Linked DNA regions of Homo sapiens: region 2 is linked to region 1. Evidence: chromatin contacts called from ENCODE Hi-C or POLR2A ChIA-PET data. All regions are on one chromosome and are shown on one strand. The core of a region is the stretch at or near the end of the contact, and the rest is flanking DNA. Distances in the headings are between cores, read along the strand shown.

Region 1 (4,690 bases), core at 1,910-4,409:
TCAGTCACCTGCACCGTAACTTTGAAGAAAAAAGTGCCAAACTCTGATGGAATCCATTGCACAACGCTGCAGCTTTGGCTTTTCAATATGCACCGGGAGTATAAAAGCATTCGCAGAGAAAAGAAAGAAAATCAACCTAAGCCACAAATGACAGACTATGCATGTTAAAAGTCCAAAACAAATTAAGATAAACTGTTAGAATTTAGTAAGGTTTCTGGATAAAAGGTCAAATTTTTAAATGTAATTATATTTCTATAATCCAGAAACAAACAAAAAATAAAACAGCACTACAAAATATTTAATACCTGGAACAAATTTACAAACTATGTACAGGGCCCACTGACTCAATGTTGTGAAGGTATCTTTTACTGCCAAATAAATCTGTAGATTCAATGAATTATCATTAATTGCCCAGAATTTGTGCTTGTAAAGTTTTTCAAATTCTGAAATTTATATGGAATTGCAGAAGCCGAGGACAGGTGAAGGGGCTGGGAAAGGGGCCCAGGGCACTGGCTGTGCCCTGAAGGTCCTGACCCCAAGACCAGCAAAGCGGGTGCGTGGAGAAGCCTCGCAGCCAGGCAGGCAGGGACACCCACCTGTGACGGATGTCTCTGAAAGCCTCCACCCCACGGCGCTGGATCATCAAACGCGCGTAGAGAAAAGAAGGAAACTCAACCCACCTCAGGCTCACACGAAACAAACCCCAGGTGGATTGTGGAAATGAACAGGGAGGGTGAAAAAACAAAGATCCTACAAGATAACCTTGGAAAATGCCTTTATACTGGGAAAGAAAAAAATTTTCCTGGCAAAACACAAACGTTGTGACCATAAAGGAAAAGATTTATAGCCAAACTATATTAAATAGTAACATAAATAATATAAATATAAATGCAAGTGCAAATGTGCATGTATTTACACACATATACACACACACCAGGTGCAGGTTAAAATTCTCAAAAGGAAAGATGCAGGATGTAAAATATTTCACAGGCGTCCGCACACCTCCGTACTAAAATGATTTGAAAGCATCACAGTGAATCCCTGCACAGCGTTCTGGTATCTCCCTGTGCCATCCTTCATCTAACCTGCCCCTTCCTTAGCTTCCGCAGGTAGAGGGGTCCCAGGCCGTGGCAATGGCTCCCATGCCCGTTGGCGGGGTGGGGAGGTCACTGGGTGGGAAGACGAGGGCTCCACCTGCTTCTGGGTTCCAGGAGGGCACAGGCCATGTGCAATGCACATCTCAGGTTCTCTGTCTATAAAACAGGAACAAATCCTATCTGCCCTATTTCTGCCCAATATTTACGGAAGAATCAAGATAATAGCATTGCAATACTCTATAAACGCTATGTTAAATTGAATGAGGAACAAGCATGTCACTTCGTACAGATCATTTTAATTTTGGTTGTCACTCTTGCCATTCAAAATTTCAGCAGCAAACTTTCCCAGGCCTGTGTCCTAGTCAGCCCAGGATACTGTAACAAAATACCATGCACTGGGCAGCTTGAACAGCAGACATTCGCTTCCCACAGGTCTGGAGGCTGAGGTCCAAGACCAAGGCACTGACAGGGCTGGTTTCGCCTGAGGCACCTTCTCTGGGGGCCACGGCCACCGTCCTGACTGCACCCACAGGGCTCGGCTTCTCTGTGTGGGCCCAGGAAGAGAGGGAGCCTGTGGGATCTGGTGCCTCTTCTCACAAGGACACTCGCCCCAGCACGAGGCCCCACCCTCACGACCTCATCAAACCCTAATCTCCTCCGCTGAGGGTGAGGCTGCAACCTACGAATTTCAGAGCGACACACACATTCCGTCCATAACACACTTGTCCGTTTAAGGGCATATTTTCCTTCTAGTTCTTCACTAGAAATAGAAAACATAAAAAAAAAAAAAACTGGTAAGAGGATAAAAATCTCGGTCATCCCAGTTGGCCCAAGATTTTCAAAAGAACAATCCTAACTCTGAGAAAATGCTCAGGTTTTGTTTTCCTTCATTCTGTACTTATGGTTCCACACTTAGGCAGACTCGGCTTAAACCCATGTGGCTCTGTGGGGTACCTGCCCCCAGTCCAATCAGTGTGTGGCCCTGGGACAGCCACAGGGTGAACAGCCACACTTTCCAAATGCCGTTTGCTGTCACTCCACAAAGAAGCCACCTGCAGTGCAATTCCACTGACAGATCCATGACAAGACCAGAATAACACATCATTAATGACTTAAGCCAAAGGAAAAGGTATCAATAAAGCAGATATTTTATAAAAAGACAATAATTAACCAAACACCCACGTGCTGGCAGACACTGTTATTTCACAGCAGATTCAATGTGGTGGCAACACAGCTGATTTGGGAGTGAAATAATTGATGCTTTAGGCATACGTGGTGCTGAAAACAGGATTTTCTTCCATTTGAGAGTGGAGCTGCACTGCTGACTAAAAACATCCATTTCTATAATCAGCAACCTGAAGGCTTTCTTAACACAGAAGGGCCAGAGAATATTCCGTCTCCACGGTCGCCCCCGCCTGAGCATCTGCGTTGAGGCTTCCTGTGTTCAGTTGTTGGACATCACTCAGCTGAAGCAGCTGAGAAATCAGCTCCATTACTGCACCCACAGCTTCGCAACTGGACATTTAAAATGAAGCAACATAGGCCGGGTGCGGTGGCTCACACTTGTAATCCCAGCACTTTGGGAGGCCGAGGCAGGTGGATCACTTGAGGCCAGAAGTTCGAGGCCACACTGGCCAACATGGTGAAACCCCGTCTCTACTAAAAATACAAAAATTAGCCGGGTTTGGTGGCACATGCCTGTAGTCCCAGCTACTCGGGAGGCTGAAGCAGGAGAATCTCTTGAACCTGGGAAGCAGAGGCTGCAGTGAGCCGAGATCGCCACTGCACTCCAGCTTGGGCCACAAAGCCCAGGCTGTCTCCAAAATGAAATAAAAGAAAAAAGTAAAATGCTGCCATAGAGATTAATTAAATCTAGGCTAATATCCTCCCAAGTAATAAACATAAAGTTACTTAAACAGCTGAGCCAGGCGCCCGCCAGTGTCGAGGGTGCTGTAGTGAGACAGGTGCACAGTGAGCATCCAGGAAATGTGGAGAGACCGCAAAACGAGGAGGCACAGAGGAGACGCGGGCCCCAGCGGGGGGAGTCAGTGACACGCCATGAAAACACACAACACGGACGTGGAAGGATAGAATATGCCAACACCGGGGAGGTGTCGACTGCGCTGTTAACTGAAGCGTACAACAGATAAAAGGAACTACAAAGCAACATTGTAAGTTCAAAAGGTGGCACAAGCCACTGAGAAAGGTTTCGAGTGTTAGGTTATATTCGCGGCAGATGTGGGGGTCTCTGGTGAGAGGAGGCCGTGGAGACCCTCAGAGCCTGACTTCACAGGACACGAGGCTCAGTGCAGGGGTCCACAGACCACAGTGAAGGCGAGAGCTGGGACTGCCAGCGAGTCCAGGAGCACAGTGGGTCTGGAGATGAGATGAGGCTGCAAATAAGGAAACTGACAAAGCCATCCAGGCTCCATGGCAACGGCACAGCTTCCGGAAACACGTTTCTTTCTGAATGAGAGGCTGCGGGAGGCAACAGGGAGGAAACCGGAGGTGGAGGCCGCCCCACGCGTCTGCCCAGCACCTCCTGGAGGGTGGATCTCCGAGCTGGGGGCCTCATCTGAAAGGGGCTGGAGTCTTTCACAGTTGGCATGGCAATGAAAAAAGGTATGAAAAGGCAGTTAACACATTTCAGGACAAGCAGATCAGAGCCAGCCCTGCAGGCATCTAGGCAGATGAGTAGGTACTTTTGGAATGTGGAGTTTGAGTGCAGGCTGCATGAGATCGCTTGGGAGCAGGCACCTTCAGCCTGCCGTGAAGTTTGACTGCCTAGTAAGCACATGCCTGCACCCTCAGCCTGTCGTGAAGTTTGAGTGTGTGGTAAGCTCGTGCCTGCACCCTCAGCCCGCCGTGAAGTTTGAGTGTGTGGTAAGCTCGTGCCTGCACCCTCAGCCCGCCGTGAAGTTTGAGTGCGTGGTAAGCACATGCCTGCACCCTCAGCCTGTCGTGAAGTTTGAGTGTGTGGTAAGCACATGCCTGCATCCTCAGCCCGCCCTGAAGTTTCAATGCGTGGTAAGCTCGTGCCTGCACCCTCAGCCCGCCGTGAAGTTTGAGTGCGTGGTAAGCACATGCCTGCACCCTCAGCCTGCCGTGAAGTTTGAGTGCCTGGTAAGCACATGCCTGCACCCTCAGCCTGCCGTGAAGTTTGAGTGCCTGGTAAGCACATGCCTGCATCCTCAGCCCGCCCTGAAGTTTCAATGCGTGGTAAGCACATGCCTGCACCCTCAGCCCACCATGAAGTTTGAATACCTGGTACGCACATGCCTGCACCCTCAGCCCCCCATGAAGTTTGAGTGTGCGGTAAGCACATGCCTGCACCCTCAGCCCACCATGAAGTTTGAATACCTGGTAAGCACGTGCCTGCACCCTCAGCCCACCGTGAAGTTTGAGTGTGTAGTAAGCACCTGCCTGCATCCTCAGCCAGTCGTGAAGTTTGAATGCCTGGTAAGCACGTGCCTGCATCCTCAGCCCGCCCTGAGGTTTGAGTGTGTGGTAAGCACCTGCCTGCACCCTCAGCCTGCCTGTGAGGTTTGAGTGTGTGGTAAGCACATGCCTGCATCCTCAGCCTGCCGTGAGGT
Region 2 (4,926 bases), core at 337-2,836, 240 kb before region 1:
GTGTGTTTGTGTCTCAGATTTTAACAAAAAAGGTTAAAAAAAGTAAAAGTAAAAATAAAATTAAAAAAGCTTATAGAACAAGGATATAAAGAAAGAAAATATTTTTGTACATCTGTACAATGTGTTTGTGTTTTAAGCCAAGTGTTATTACAAAGAGTCAAAAAGATTAAAAACTTAAAAGTTTATAAAGTAAAAAGTTATTTCATTAAGGTTAAGCTAAGCTTAATTTATTATTGAGAAAAGAGAAATATTTGCGATGAACTGAGTGTTGCCTAAGTGTACAGTGTATATAAAGTCAACAGTAGTGGACAGAAATGTCTGAGAGTCTAGGCCTTCACAGACACTCACCACTCACTCACCAACACCCAGAGCAACAACTTCCATCCTGCAAGCTCCTTTCGTGGTAAGTGCCCTATACAGGTGCACCATGTTTATCTTTTATACCATATTTTTACTGCACCTCTTCTACGTGTAGCTATGTTTAGATACACACTCTCCACTGTGTTACAGCTCCCTGCAGTTCCAGCACAGCCATCTGCTGTACAGGTTCGTAGCCTAGGAGCACGAGGCTACACCTTATGGCTGAGGTGTGTCATAGGCTGTAACTTCTAGACTCTGTTCACATATACCCTATGATGTTTTGATGTTTGCACAATGACAAAATTGCCTAACAATGCATTTCTCAGAATGTACCCCCAGCGTTAAGCAATGCATGACTGTACACATAAAACCTATACAACCAGGAATCAAGTGGCCAAGGCTAGAAGCACATGTGTCCAGCCATGCGTAGAAGCAACACAGAGTTTCTACTGACACCGAACTTCACTTGAGTTTCGAGGCCCTGCAAAAGGATGGTCAAGAAGCTCCACCCTCCACGTTCCAGAAATGGTTCCCTGCGAAGATCACCTTCCTCGCAGGTCGTAGAGGAGACCCAGGGGTCCTCTTTCTACCCGGGCAGGCCAAGCTCAGACCTTCCAAATTCCCTGTTCTTGTCTCACAAGTAACTGACCACGGTGGACGAGACACCCACAGTGACGGAGCCATCCAGTGCTCCGTACAGGGAGTAGCAAGCCCTGGCCTGCTTCTCCAAGCGTCTGCTAACCCCAGCCTAAGACCCCTCCCGCTGACCATCTCGCCCATCCTCCCCCATAGGGCGTCGCTCTGGCGGTGGTCATTCCTTCTCATATCAGAGAAGCACATGTCTTCCTGAGTGGGAGACGCTTCGGGGTCTCCTGGCTGGAACCTCTCCCTGTTGAGAGAACCCTTCCTTACCTGAGTTCAGATGTGTTATTTTATTGGACACAGCACCACCTAGATATGTCCTATTTATCTGCAAGGCAAGTGCAAGAAAACCTGCTAAGATAATATGTGTGATGCAATCTGCATATTGCAATGTTTTAGTTTTTTCCCATTTTATAGTCAATAACTTGGGCTTCATTTTCCGTTCTCTAAAATGAGGGCTGAGAAGAGTTAGGCAGCATGTCAGCGCTAGGTGGCGCCCGAGGATTTTTCTTTTAACAAATGATCCCAAATGTTCTGGAATTCGCGGTTCTTCCCGCCCAAAGCGCCGCCGCGTCCAAGGGCGGTTACCACACCGCGTGCCAGGGCGCGTCTTCCCTCCCGTGGGCCTCGCAGCGGTCCGGGCAGGTGGCTGAGGGTGGCCCGTGTTCGTCTTTCCCAGCTTTGTGGAGGTGTAGCTGGGCCTGTGGGCACACGGACGCCCTCCCGATTGCGCTGATGGGCCCGGGGACGGTCCCTGTGTCCCTGGAGCTGACAGAGCCGCCATGCGCGGCCGAGGACTCTGCGGATTCACCCTGTTCCAGGCTGCGCCGACTCCGCTCGCTTCACGTGTGCTGTTTCCTCACAAGTCGGGCCGGACGCGGATACACCCGCCTCCGTAGGCCTGAGCGAGCCTGAGCCCCTGGGCGCGCCGGGTCCCCGCCGAGGAAACGTCCCATGTGGAGACACGAGGCTGCTGTGGACGCGCCTCCTCCCTCTTCCCCGGCGCGGCTCCCCCGCACTGGCGCTGTGGACTCGGTGCGGCTCCTCCGCAGCGACAAAATGGAGTCATCAGGCCACGCTGCTGCGATGGAACCCGAGGCCTGCGGGGCCGGCAGAGCCCGCGGCGTGTTGGCCCTGCTCCTCAGAGGGGCCGGTGAGGGGCCTGTCTCCCCGGGGTGGGCCGGAGCCAGGATGACCGAGCATCGCAGCCGCGTGGACGGACCCGGGGTCAGGGCCCCGGCTGGACGGTGAATCCGGGCGCCTGGAGCAGCGCAGACCCCACGGGCCTGTGGGGTTGCTGGACCTTTTAACCGCGTCCCGGGCCGGGGGTCCACATCCCAGTTCCGACTGCAGCGCCACCTGCGTCCCGGCCTTGGGGGCCACCGTTTCCCTCCTGGGACGGACGGCGCCATCCCTCCGCCTCGGCTCCAACAGCTGGGGACGGCGGGGAAAGTGGCAGCCAGCGGCGTCCGGGGCCACCTGGGACCGGGCTTGTCACCTCGCATTCCAGAAAACACAAAGCCCTGAGCGCCGGGGGACTTTCTCTAAAAACACAGTTGGCCACGCCTCACTGAGTAATTCGTGCTTCTTCATTTTAACAAGACGGATCATTCGTACACCAGCCAGACCTCACTCCAGCCCTAAAAGTAACCGTAACTGTAAAAAATATCCAACAAAGCTAGATGTGAAAACTGGTATGAACTGTTAAAACAAGCATAATTTTATTTGGCTTAATTGCTAAATACACTTATATGTATTGCATAATATGCTCGATATTATACAAATATGTTTACTGAAGAGATAGCAAATGTCATATGCCAAGGCCAAATCAATTGGGGACATGAGGTATTATTGTCCATGTTAACTTTTTAAGCAAAATATATTCACCTTCAGCTAAAATTTTCATTTAAAAAAGTTAAAGATACCGTCAATAAGAGGATTATAAAGCTCTTTTGACTCATGAGTAATGAAAAGCAACCTCAACATATAAAAGGAATTTTAGCCATTGTGAAATAATATAATATATATTTAAAGCTGTGATTTTTTTAAATCAGCTTTCCTGCAATAGCATATTTAATGTGTCAATGATAGATATTTAAGGTAGCAGAATTAAAATATTAGTAATATGGACGTAATCATGCTTAAAATCTTAATGTTTTAAGACATTTTTCATCAAAATAGGTAACCTCAGTACTTTGCAATTATAAACAATGAGGTGTATAGTATGTACTTTGTTATTATTGTAATAAATGTTAGCTAAAGGATAAACCTTACTTATCTTCCCACCTAATATATTACTCATGAATTGAACTTTCAAGCAAGGGTGGCAGAAAATAAAACAGAAGAGGCGAATGTTAGCTTCCTGCAATCCCATGTGTGTGGGAAATGTGCGTCTAGCGGCAGGCTGTGATTACTGCTTAATGAAGGCTGATATAAACCTCACCCCATGCCTGCCGGAAACAGATTCATTCACACGATGCTCCAGCCTGGGACCAAGGCACGCAGTGCACAAGCAGCAAGGTTGGGAAATGCTCCTGGAAGCAAAAGTCTAAAAACCTGGGCACGAAATGGATGGGATATTCAGGTTTGTCACACGCAACTGGATGGAATTAAAATAAGTGACGTGAATTGACATACTGAAAAATTCAGCGTGATGTGTAATGAGGAAGATGATGTCAGTAGGAAAACACAGAGACCTGAGCCAGTTGTAGGGATGAACGAGAAATAGGCCCCAGCATAAGTCACCCGAATCCCTGTGCTCCCAGCTGTGGACTTCTGCCCTTCCCCTCCCTTCTCCTGTCTCTTTCTCAGTCTCGGCCTTGGTCTGTCGCCTGTAACAAGAACTTTCAGTCAACTTCCAATCAAAGGCACCTAAATCACAGTCACTGAAGCAAGGACAAAGTGCCTGAGTCATACATTAAAGGAGTGGCAGGAATCTTGGCTAAGGGAGTCACTTCGAATTAATACAGAAATGCACATAAATATAAACACATAGCTGGGCGCAGTGGCTCACACCTGTAATCCTAGTACTTTGGGAGGCCGAGGTGGGAAGATCAGTTGAGGTCAGGCGTTCAAGACCAGCCTGGCCAACTTGATGAAACCCTGTTTCTACTAAAAATACACACGAAAAATTAGCTGGGCATGGTGGCACACGCCTGTAATCCCAGCTACTCAGGAGCCTGAGGCAGGAGAATTGCTTGAACCCAGGAAGCAGAGGTTTTAGTGAGCCGAGATCGCGCCACTGCACTCCAGTCTTGGCGACAGAGTGAGACTCTGTCCCAAAATAAATAAATACAGATAGATATGCATGCAGATGGTCAGAGTGCCTGCTGCTATCCCTGGGGGCCGGGCTCAAGTCTCCCTGTGGTATCTGCCGAGTCTCCCAGGCGCATGCCTGTGTCTGCTGCTTCCCCGCTCGGCTGCCGACCCTCAGGTGCTTTTCTGCACCATGTGCTGTGAGAAGCTGGGGCACTGGGGGTCAGGACCAGACCCATCCATGTTCCTAGGCCTCCCTGGAGCACCCAGCACCCTACATTGATGATAAGGAATACCTGCATCTGCATATTTCTATAACTTCATGATGTTCTTCTGTATCTGGCGATGTCATTAGCAGCTATCCCTTCAAAGGTGAACTCACTCAATTCAGTAATTACAGAGGAAGAAAACTGAGACGAGACCGTGATGGGACTGGTGGGTGAAGAGACGACTGACAGCACTGTCTGTGGGCACCAGGCCCTTAGACCCCTCAGACACTGCTTGGCTTCATTCATTTATCCCATCAGCAAATGCTGACTGACATTTTATTTTTCTTACCTCTGTTTCTCTTACCACATAAGAGGTGGTAAAACAAACAGAGGTAAGAAAAATAAAAATGTTTTCCTCCCTTGGGAGCAGACCTTCTCTAAGAAGGAATTAAATGATAAA

Evidence for each region. Hi-C counts contacts between places; a loop is a spot of excess contacts on that map. ChIA-PET counts read pairs that join two places held with the same protein, here RNA polymerase II (POLR2A). Pooled maps may share reads with other maps.
Region 2: a loop to region 1 is called in a map of naive thymus-derived CD4-positive, alpha-beta T cell, with 13 times the contacts of the local background. The contact joins two enhancer-like sites. A Hi-C loop is called at or near these places in 3 of 168 maps with a recorded cell type or tissue (CD4-positive, alpha-beta memory T cell, naive thymus-derived CD4-positive, alpha-beta T cell and posterior cingulate gyrus) and 9 of 50 pooled maps. POLR2A ChIA-PET finds 5 or more read pairs at or near these places in 1 of 52 experiments (Panc1).

The regions. Positions count from the first base shown.
Region 1 is chr2:393,005-397,694 of GRCh38, reverse strand. No RefSeq gene overlaps it. Among named protein-coding and RNA genes, the nearest start is that of LINC01865, 79 kb to the right of the region's middle. RefSeq lists an enhancer at 3,357-4,056. Within about 2 kb of position 3,159, at least 7 of the 41 ENCODE cell types and tissues checked have a DNase peak (open chromatin) inside an H3K27ac peak, as active enhancers do.
Region 2 is chr2:633,731-638,656 of GRCh38, reverse strand. No RefSeq gene overlaps it. Among named protein-coding and RNA genes, the nearest start is that of TMEM18-DT, 41 kb to the left of the region's middle. Within about 2 kb of position 1,586, at least 2 of the 41 ENCODE cell types and tissues checked have a DNase peak (open chromatin) inside an H3K27ac peak, as active enhancers do.